2 separate regions of the Mus musculus genome follow, and region 1 is linked to region 2. Evidence: chromatin loops called from intact Hi-C (ENCODE). Cell type or tissue: gastrocnemius. All regions are shown on one strand.

Region 1 (5,000 bases), 230 kb after region 2:
GATGCCCTCTTCTGGTGTATCTGAAGACAGCGACAATGTACTCACAAAAAGTAATATAATAATTCTTTAAAAAAAAAAATCTGTGGAATGGATTATCACCAAAAGGCATGTGGAACTAAAAACAGATTTCAAAAAATGCTTGTATCTATTGATAAATTCACCCTGGGTCATCTTATAGGATAGAAATAATTTCTAGAAGCACTAAGTTTCTAAGAGTAGCTCATTTTTCAGGTCAACGAAACAAAACTTCACCTCAACATTCATTAATGCCAATCCAGACAGATGAATTGCCAACTCAATGAAACGTCTAGTTATATGACAATGGATTGTCAGAAAATTGGTTCTCTCTTTCCAAAAACAAGTAAGTTCTTGACAAAGTTTCTTCCATTCTTTCTACCTATCTTTATATGTTATTTTAGTTAAGGTTTTACTGCTGTAAACAAACACCATGACCAAGGCAAGTCTTATAAGGACAGCATTTAATTGGGGCTAGCTTACAGGTTCAGAGGTTCAGTCCATTATCATTAAGGCAGGAGTACGGCAGCATCTATAGGCTTAAGCTTGGCTGTCCTGGAACTTGCTCTGTAGATTGACCTTGAACCCAAAGGTCTGAAGACTCTGTCTTCTGAATGCTGGAGTTAAAGGACTTGAGCTTTCTTCACCTACAACTTACTCTGTCCCAAGTTGGCCTAGAACACAGAGATCTGCTTGCCTCAGTCTCCTGGGATTAAAGGTGTGTGCATACCATCTTGCCTGGGCTTCAGCTTTTCATGGCCACTATGCCTCAAGATCTGAGTCACAAGTATGCCCTCCATTTCTGGATTGTAGTTCATTCCAGATTAAAAGTCCAAACTATTTCTTATTCAACTGCAAATGCAATCAGTAAATTTAGCTGGGTGAGATCTTGCTCTGAGATCAACACTCCCTTAATCTCTTTATCTCTTTGAACACAGGATTCAGCTCTATGTTACTTCTTGGTGCCTCTTTAATACTTAAACCATATATTTTATATTTTTTCTTTCTCAGCTTGCTCCTTTTCATTAAACTGCTCTTCATAAGAGGGAACTTTAGTAACCACACAAAAAAATTTATACCAGGCCAGGCTTGGTGGCACACACCTTTAATCCCAGCACTTGGGAGGCAGAGGCAGGCGAATTACTGAGTTCAAGGCCAGCGGTCTACAAAGTGAGTTCCAGGACAGCCAGGGCTACACAGAGAAACCCTGGGGGGAAGGGGGGGGGCTTCCTTTTTCAAAGCAATGAATCTAAATCTCTTCACTTTAGGCAGACTCTTAAGATAATGGCTAAAAGCAGCCATTCTTTACCAAAATACCACAAAACAGTCTTTACATCACATACTGATCTTGGGCCAGATCTGCACAAATAAAATCATGGTCAGGCCTATCACAGCAATACTCCAGTCCCTGGTACCAACTTCTGTCTTAGTCAATGTTCTATTACTGTGAAGAAATATCATGACTAAGACAACTCTTATAAGGACAACATTTAATTGGGACTGGCTTATATGTTATCATCAAGGCAGTAGCATGGCACCATCCAGGCAGGCATGGTGCAGGAGGAGCTGAGAGTTCTACATTTTCATCTGAAGGCCAATAGTTCTCCTATCTTCTGGGCAGCTAGGATAAGCTTAAAGCCCATGCCCACAGTCACACACCTACTCCAACAAGGCTATACCACCTAATAGTGCCACTCCCTGGGCCAAGAATATACAAACCATCACATATGTATAAGAAATACATATTCTTCTATTTCATACTTAGAATCTTTTATGTAGCTGTAGAATTCTCAAGCTCTGGAATCCTGAAATTCTCAAGGCATTAAAAAAATCCTCAAAAAAGCAAACATGAAGATGAACAGCTGTAATCCCAGCACTTGGGGGAGGGGGGAGGGGACGGTGCCACAAGCAAAATCATCAAGCCCTACCTCGTTTATTCAGAGTTCTAGGCAGTCCAAGACCACATAGTATAAAATTGTCTCAAGAAAAAAAAAATCAAACAATATTCAAGAGATAGACGTCTCAGCAGTTAAGAAGTTGTGCTTATGCTTGCAGGGGATGCAGCATCCACACGGTACCCCACAACTATCTGTAACTCTAGTTTCTGAGGATCCAACACCTTCTGCTGACCTCTGGGGCACTCAGTATGGTGGTCATATACTTACAAGCAAGCAAAAGATTCATACTCAAGAAAAATAAACACACCTAAAATATTGCTTTAATCGTCAAAAAAAAAATTTTTTTTCAGCAAGGCCTGTTAGCTCATGCCTTCAATTTCAAGCACTCAGAAGGTAGAGACAGGTAGATTTCTGTGAGTTCCAGAATAGCCAAAGCTACGAAGTAAAACTGTATCTCTAATTAATTAATTAATTAATTAATTTCAGCAGGGAGTGGTAGAGCATGCCTTTAATCTCAGGACTTGGAAGGCAAACGCAAACACATCTCTGTGAGTTCAAGGCCAGTATGGTCAATATAGTGTGGAGGGATGGCTAATCAATCAGTTAACAGTGTTTGCTGCTTTTCCAAAGGACTAAAGTTCAGTTCTAAGCACCTTCTTCAAATGGCTTACCACCACCTATTCAATTTCAGCACAGTCAATGCCCTCTTCTGCTCTCCTTGGACACTGCACACATATGACATACATAAATAAAAATAAATCTTTAAAAGTAAATAAATATCCCTGTATTCAATTCACAGCACCAAAGGTCTACAACAATACAGTAGTTCTGCAGCCTGAGTGTTTTCACTACCCATGTATTCAAGACATTAAAAATACTTACTCTTGCCAGGTTGTAGTGGCACACACCTTTAGACCAGCACTGGGGAGGCAGAGACACACTAATTTGAGTTTAAGGCCAGCCTATGACAGTTCATTTGGCAATTTAATAAATGAAATCATTAACTTTGCATACCTTTGATTAGTTATCAAAATAAAAATGCTTTTCATGTGTTTATATTTTCTTTTTTGTGAACTTTCATTATGTTCTTTGTCAATAAAGCTTTTTTCTCTTGAGAAAAATCAATTGGGATAAAGCCACATAAGCAACTTTGGCTCCCCCTGCTGGTCAAATATAGCCATAATCAAGAGGTAGATAGACTGGACACAACTATTGCTACAAACAACATATACACAGATAAGGGAAAGCTGTTTCTAAACTTATACTTAACATGTTCTAGAAAAAAGAAGGGAAAAAAATCACTCCTTACTATGAAAGAACAAATTTAGCAGTTCCCTACTAAATACATTGATTGGCTGGTACATTTCAGGTCCACATTATTAATGTCTCTCTATTTTAATAATATGAAACCATTCTGGTTACCTTTTGAAATTGACTGAATTGTCATCAAAAGCAAGTATATAAGGAGAAGTTAAGATATAACTCAACGATGGAGTGTATGCCAGCATAGTAAGGTCATAGGTTCAATAGGGGAGAAAAATATAAAGGAGAGGGGTGGAGTGCTTCCCTAATACAAATTAGGTCCTTGGTTTGGTCCTCAACACCACAAGAATGTAACTATAACTACTGCCTACCCTCATTCCAAACCTGCTTACACTTATCAAACCAGACTCTGTTTATTTTCAAAGAGTAAGACTAAGACTGGCAAATAGATATAACAATTCTGCTTTTCCACTGATCCTTTCCTAAAGATGCAGATTTCATTGTGTTTTGGGAGACTGAAGTGAGAGGATCACCACAAATTAAGGGACCAGATGAGCTACAGCGTGAAATCAAGCCAACATTGGGCTACAGAGTAAGACTGTCTCAAAAACTATAAAGAGTTAAGTTCTAAGTCTGGCAATGTCCTTAGGCAATCCATTTTAAACACATTCCAAATACTAAATATAAGAAATGAAAATTTTAAAAATAAAAATAAGATAAGATAAAATAACAAGAAACAGCTTTTGATCCCAGAAAACTTAGGAGATTCACAAAGTGCAAGAGAAGCGAACTAGTGGCCACTCAATATTAGATGTCCTAGGCTTGAACACCCAGAGCAAGCACTACAGGCAACACACACACTGAGGACCAGAGGTCCACAGGATACATCCAGTGGTACTTTCTGTTGCTGTTAATATTATGGTGATAACTGTTACTAAGAAATAGAAGACAGGGCTGGTGAGATGGCTCAGTGGATAAAGAGCACTGACTGTTCTTCCAACCGTCCTGAGTTCAAATCCCAGCAACTACATGGTGGCTCACAACCACCCGTAATGAGATCTGACGCCCTCTTCTGGTGTCTGAAGACAGCTACAGTGTACTTATATATAACAATAAATAAACATCTAAAAAAAAAAAAAAAAGAAAGAAAGAAAGAAATAGAAGACAGCTAGAGAGATGGCTCAGTGGTTAAGAACAATTTTTGTTCTTCCAGAGATCCATTTAGTTAACACTCACTATGCACATCTCATAGAGCTCACTCCAGTTCTTCAAAGGACCTGATGCCGTCTTCTGGCCTCCATTCACACACAAGGCATACATTCACACAGACACACACAAACATTAAAGATAAAGGGAAGAGGAATAAATTGCCAGAAGATAGTAAAGGCCCTTTAAAAAAGATAACAGCCTGTTTGAAGGCCCAGAGGGCAGGTACAGAGTACACAAAGGAAGCTGTTGAAACAACTGGAGCCAGGCAATCAGAGCATCAGCACTTGGCTAAAGCAACCAAAGTGTACCTCAAAAGCTGAAAGCCACAGGGAAAAAAAGGACATAATCATTCATAAGATCTACATTTACAAGAAGCTTGGAAGATAGACGGTAAAGAGAATAATGAGGTGACTCAAATGTCATGCAGGCAAAAAGGTGATGCTCTGAACTCAGAAGGGAGAAATGAAAATGAGCAGGAAACCATTTATAAACAACGGTAGTAGGCTGAAAAGATGGCTCAGCAGGTAAAGGTGTCTGCTGCAAAGGCTGACATCCTGGGTTCAATCAAGGAGACCCACATGGTGGAAATAGAGAACTGACTGATCCCTAAAAGTT
Region 2 (5,000 bases):
AACAACCAGCTCCCAAAATCTTTGGCGGCTCCTGCAATAAATTAAATTTTTCCCTCATGGTGTATATACTTCCTTAAGCCTTTTACTCCAGAATCTGGGCTTCGGGAGCAGCACATGGCAGTATGTCTTTCTGGTAGTGGAAAGCAGAGTCAAAGATACAAACTTGCAATGTCTTAAGTTTCTGTTTGGACATGTGTGCATCACATAGCTGGTATCAGGCAAGGGTGCTCAATACCCACACAGGGTAAAGACAACTATTGGAGACAATAATAAGGTGCCAACATGGAAAGATAAATATAAACTCTTCTCCTCTCCTCAGGAATAATATAGCTAAGTGCCTTGTAGAGACTGGAAATATCAGTTCTACTTGCAGTGAGCGGAGAAGGCTTTGGTAAAGTCTAACCTTGAGTTTGAAGCTTAGGTAGGGTATTCATGGGCAGGACTAAGAGCCAGGACCTTGTAGGCAAAGGGAAGCCCCAGAGTACAAAGGTGGAAAGGAGATTTAGTGGAGTGGCCTCAGTGGCCTCAGTCACAGAGCAGAATGGAGGGGAGGTCTGATCAAGGCAGGAGGACCAGATGCTAGGCCAAAGAGTTTAAGTGCACCTGTTGAAAGCCGGTAGACATCTTTGAGCAAGAGACTGCCGTGACTGAAAGGACTATGTCTGAAAATTGATCTGACCAGGAGCACAGCTGGCCTGAAAGAGGAGCAGGAAGACTACTAAGTTCCTAGATGTCCAGAACCGATGCAGAAGTCTTGAAGCAGGCATGCTGTTTGTGGTTAGAAGAATAGCAAGGCAAGACCTAGAAATTCAGAGCCTCTGTGGCTGGTGAGATAGCAAGCGTTCAATTCTCAGCAACCACATGGTGGCTCACAACCATCTGTAATGGGATCCGATACCCTCTCTGGTATGTGTGAAGACAGCTACAGCGTACTTGTATACATAAAATAAATAAGTAATTCTTTTAAAAAGAAAGTAAAAAGAAATTAGCCCCATTTGCGTCATTCCAGAATAATTCAGTAATTAAGCTCATATGGGAAAAAATGTTTGTGGTGCTAGAAAACTGAACCCAAAGTTATCTCAAAATTTTATTTTGGGGGCTGGAGAGGTGGCTCAGGGGTTAAGAGCACTGACTGCTCTTCTGAAGGTCCTGAGTTCAGATCCCAGCAACCACATGGTGGCTCACAACCATCCACCCCCCCAGCCCAGAAGTGTGTTTGTTTGTTTGTTTGTTGACTCACTTTCACCCTGTAATACAATTCAGGCTGGCTTGGATTCTGCTATATAGCCCAGGCTGATCTTGAACAAGTCTCAGCCTATCTGAATGCTGGGATTACAGATGTGAGCCAACACACCGAGCAGGTACAACGTTGGAGTTTTAGAAACAACTGCTGGGATAGCAGTGCACACCTTTAATCTCAGCACTCTAGAGGCAGAGGCAGGCAGGGGATCTCTGTGAGCTCCAAGCCAGCCAGGGCAACATAGTGAGAACCTGCCTTGAAAAATAAAGAAAAAACGGCATGCAAATGAAAGCTTCAAGACAAGTTTTCGCCTCTTTGGCAAGAAGTAGGTGCCTGTCTCTCTTCCTTGCATTTGAACAGGCTCCAGCTGTCCAAGAGAATTGAGCTTTGGGGAGGTAAGATATTAAGCTAAAGCCACAGCCCACGCCTACGTAGCTGGAAGGAGAACTAATGACCAATTTCAACCGGAAGCTTGACATCCAGCAGGTGGCCATCTCCAGCAGGCACCTTAAAAATTCAGCTCTCACGCTGTACAAAGGTGTTTCAATAAACGAGATAAAAATAACTCTGTGAAAATGCCTTGCAGTGTGTGTGGTAAGCATCATTAGAACTTACCTATTTAAAGATTTTTCTTCGCTAGGGTCACAGTCAAGATACCTAATGGGTTTGAATGCTCCTTGATTTAAAAACAATTGTTTTTCCACGAAAACGCTAAAGTGTATTACGGTCAAGTTAATCTGTTTCGAGAAGATTTGTCAAGGAAATCATTCACTTTGGCCATTAACAAAAACAGGTGGAAAGAAAGCAAGCGAACAGCTGGCCCTGGAAATAGAAAGTGCGCTCTATCTGGAGGGCCACATTTTAGGAGACTCGGGGAGCCTGTAGCACTTGGGGTTCACGGTGTACCGCCTGGAGAGCCAGCGAGGGTGAACTGAAAAGCGGACGATGACCGACACACCGCTCTGCCTGGACCCCGCGGGGACCGAGGGAGGGGACCCCTGGACTAGACAAAGGCTGCAGCCCCGGGAGGCCGGGTGCGCGTGCGCCACGGAATGCGCGTGCGCGCGGCGGTCAGCACCGCGGCCCGAGGCGTGGCGGGACCCGGGGAGGGAAGCGCGGAGAGGGGCGAGCCGAGCGGCGCGGAGAGAGGAGGGTTGAGGGGCGCTCGCGTGCGCCCCCTAGCGGTCGGAAGGGGAGGTGCCCGCCCAGGCCTCGCTGCCCGCCCCTCCCCTAGGGAGGTTCGCGCTCCCGTGGCTCGCGCCTGCGCTGCCCGCCGGCCTCCAGAACGCGCTTTCTCGGCCGCGCGCGCTCTCAGTCTCCGCCACCCACCAGCTCCAGCACCAGCAGCAGCGCCGCCGCCACCGCCCACCTTCTGCCGCCGCCGCCACAACCACCTTCTCCTCCGCTGTCCTCTTCTGTCCTCGCCTTCTGTCGATTATCAGGTAAGCGCCGCAGCTCTGAAATCCAGTCCCCTCTGGCCCTGTGCGCCGTCCTCCTGCCACCCCTCGCCCCAGAGATGGATTTAGGGAGCTGGGCATCAATCAGGCGCAACGGCGGGGGCCTCTCTGCGCCCTAGGCGCTGGGGAGCTGGGAAGGAACGCGTGCAAGAGATGCACGCACGCGAGCGAATGCGTGTATCTATGAGTGCTGGGGTCCCCACTATCGGCTCCGCGCAAATGAGGGGGGCTGTGCCCGCAGGGTGGGGCGCGGATGACGGTGACCTAGGGAAGGGGTTGTTCTGTAATCTGGATCTCAGCCTTTTGCCGCAATGGGCGTGGGTCTGTGAGTGTGCATGGGGGTCCAACGACGACCCCCGAAACAGAACCTGAAATCGGATTTCTCTGCTCCTGATTGCCATCAGCCCTAAGGAAGGTGTGGATCGGGTTCTAGAAAAGATGACTGCCTTCATGTCTCTCCACCTCCCTGACAGCGATTCTGACACGGCCTTCACTGGCCCTGATTTAAGGCGGTGGCCCGCCCCCTCCCCTTTTCCTCCTTCAGAAGCCGGCAGGGGACATTTGGGGGCTGGGAGGAATCCGGAGGATGGGGAGGGGTCCAGGCGCTGTCACGTTAGTCGCCCTTCCCCCTGCGCGCGCTTGGTACAGTGACAGGGGCAGCGCCGTGCCCGAGAGAAGGTAGTGCGCGGATCCCAATGTGGGAGCTCGAAGAGTCAGGGGTCACCTGGCCTCGCGGTGTCAGCGGGCTGGCTGGCAGCGGCTCCCCGCTCGAGGGCGCGCAGCGTTGCAGCCAGGCACAGACCCACGCGAGGGCTGCAGGTGCATTTCGGGGCGCGTTTCTTTCTCTGCGTTCTGCGCCGGGCTCCCGGCATGTGCGCTCCCTGCCGGAGGCGCGGGCTGGCGCGCAGGGCTCGCCCCTCACTGCGGCAGTGGGTGTGGACCTGGGTGGGCGAGGAGGGGGGAGTACGATGTGTCTCCTCCCGCTGCCACCCCTCTCCGTTTTTTCCCCCCTCTCTGAACGCGAGGTGCCATCTTTTTGCGGCGAGTCACGTCTCTATCGTAGCATGCCAAGAGCTGTGGCCAGGCTTTGGAGGACCCGGCTTGGACCCATGTTAAAGAACAGGGGGTGATGAACACGGAAGCCTTGGCGTTTTGCCTCTGCAGCGGTGCGCACCAGAGCGTTCACCTGAGGTCGTCTAGGGGAGCTCGCTGCTTTGTTCGTCGTGTGATTTAGGATCTGCGCTCCCAGCCCTGGTTTTTTGGGGGAGTGTGCGGGGGGAGGCGGGAAGCTTTCATTCGACGAGGATATTTGCCTACGCACTCGGAGCAGCTCCATCCTTTTTTCGCCACTCTTTTCAGACCCTTTGTTGGATCTACAGACTTGCGGCAGCCCACTCCCCAGTTCGACCCAGAGCCACATGGGTGGGATTCGAGATAGACTCTCGTGTGCAGGAGCCCTCAGAGGAAGCACATCCCTCCCCACACCCAGGCCATCCTGAGGACCACACCCCACTTGTGTTTCACTGCTAGGGGAGCCAGATAACCCTCGGGAATGGGGAGATTCGGCAAGCTCAACTCCGCATCCCCACCACCACCACCACCGTTGAACCCTGTTGCCTCTCCCGGTGGGAGAGTGTGAGGAGAGGGTATGAGATCCCCTGGGATACTGCGGCCACACCCATCCCTCCCAACCCAAGGAGAGAGGGTTAAGGGTTGCCATAGGAACCACACCAGCCAGAGGAGGAACCTCTGGGCGTTACCTCACCCCCTACCTCCCACCCCCTACCTCCCACCCCCCCCCTTACTCCGCGGAGATTTAGAATCCTGGGGTAGTCTGATAGTGCCTGGAAGACACGAGGAAGGGGCCCCTCATCCCTGATGCGAGCATCATTCTCTTGGCACTGGCAACCATAGCCATCCAGAGAGAGAGAGAGAGAGATGCCTCTAATGTATTTTATTATAAGCGTGCTGACTGATATTATTTTATTAATATCATTTAAATGAGGGACTTTCATTTTTAAAAAAATCCACATCTACAACAGCCCTTGAAACCAGAGAGGGATAGAAAGCTAAGAGGTCCCAGCCTCCCCACCGTACAGTAAGCTCGGTCTTCGAGGTTTTCTGGTTAATTTTACCGCTGAATACTGGTGCGGGTAAGCAGTTTTGAGACCGATGGATGAGCTTCTTAAGGGCCGAATTGCCCACGTCGACTGCTCACTCAGATTGATGTAGGCTGGGGGTGGAACGCCCTCTCCCGATCAAACCGCGGCCTGAGGCTGTGGCATCGTGGCCGGGCCCGCCTG

What was found. Hi-C counts contacts between places; a loop is a spot of excess contacts. Peaks named below come from ENCODE experiments on the same cell type or tissue, not always from the same donor. Only the 100,000 strongest peaks of a DNase experiment are listed, where the experiment ranks them.
Region 1: a loop joins it to region 2, with 2.9 times the contacts of the local background. A loop is called at or near these places in 2 of 42 quality-filtered maps.

Annotation. Positions count from the first base shown.
Region 1 is chr11:104,458,679-104,463,678 of GRCm38, forward strand. It overlaps a transcript of Kansl1 not described here. Among named protein-coding and RNA genes, the nearest start is that of Kansl1, 19 kb to the left of the region's middle. In gastrocnemius, CTCF peaks have their summits at 13 (motif pointing left) and 3,072 (motif pointing left); a DNase peak (open chromatin) is centred at 3,070.
Region 2 is chr11:104,228,926-104,233,925 of GRCm38, forward strand. Mapt (microtubule-associated protein tau) reads left to right here and starts at 2,511. Exons shown (of 12, transcript NM_001038609.2): 1 at 2,511-2,682. In gastrocnemius, CTCF peaks have their summits at 842, 1,726, 2,436 (motif pointing left) and 3,582; DNase peaks (open chromatin) are centred at 1,681, 2,370, 2,462, 3,408 and 2 more places; H3K4me3 peaks cover 3,521 bases; H3K27ac peaks cover 3,973 bases.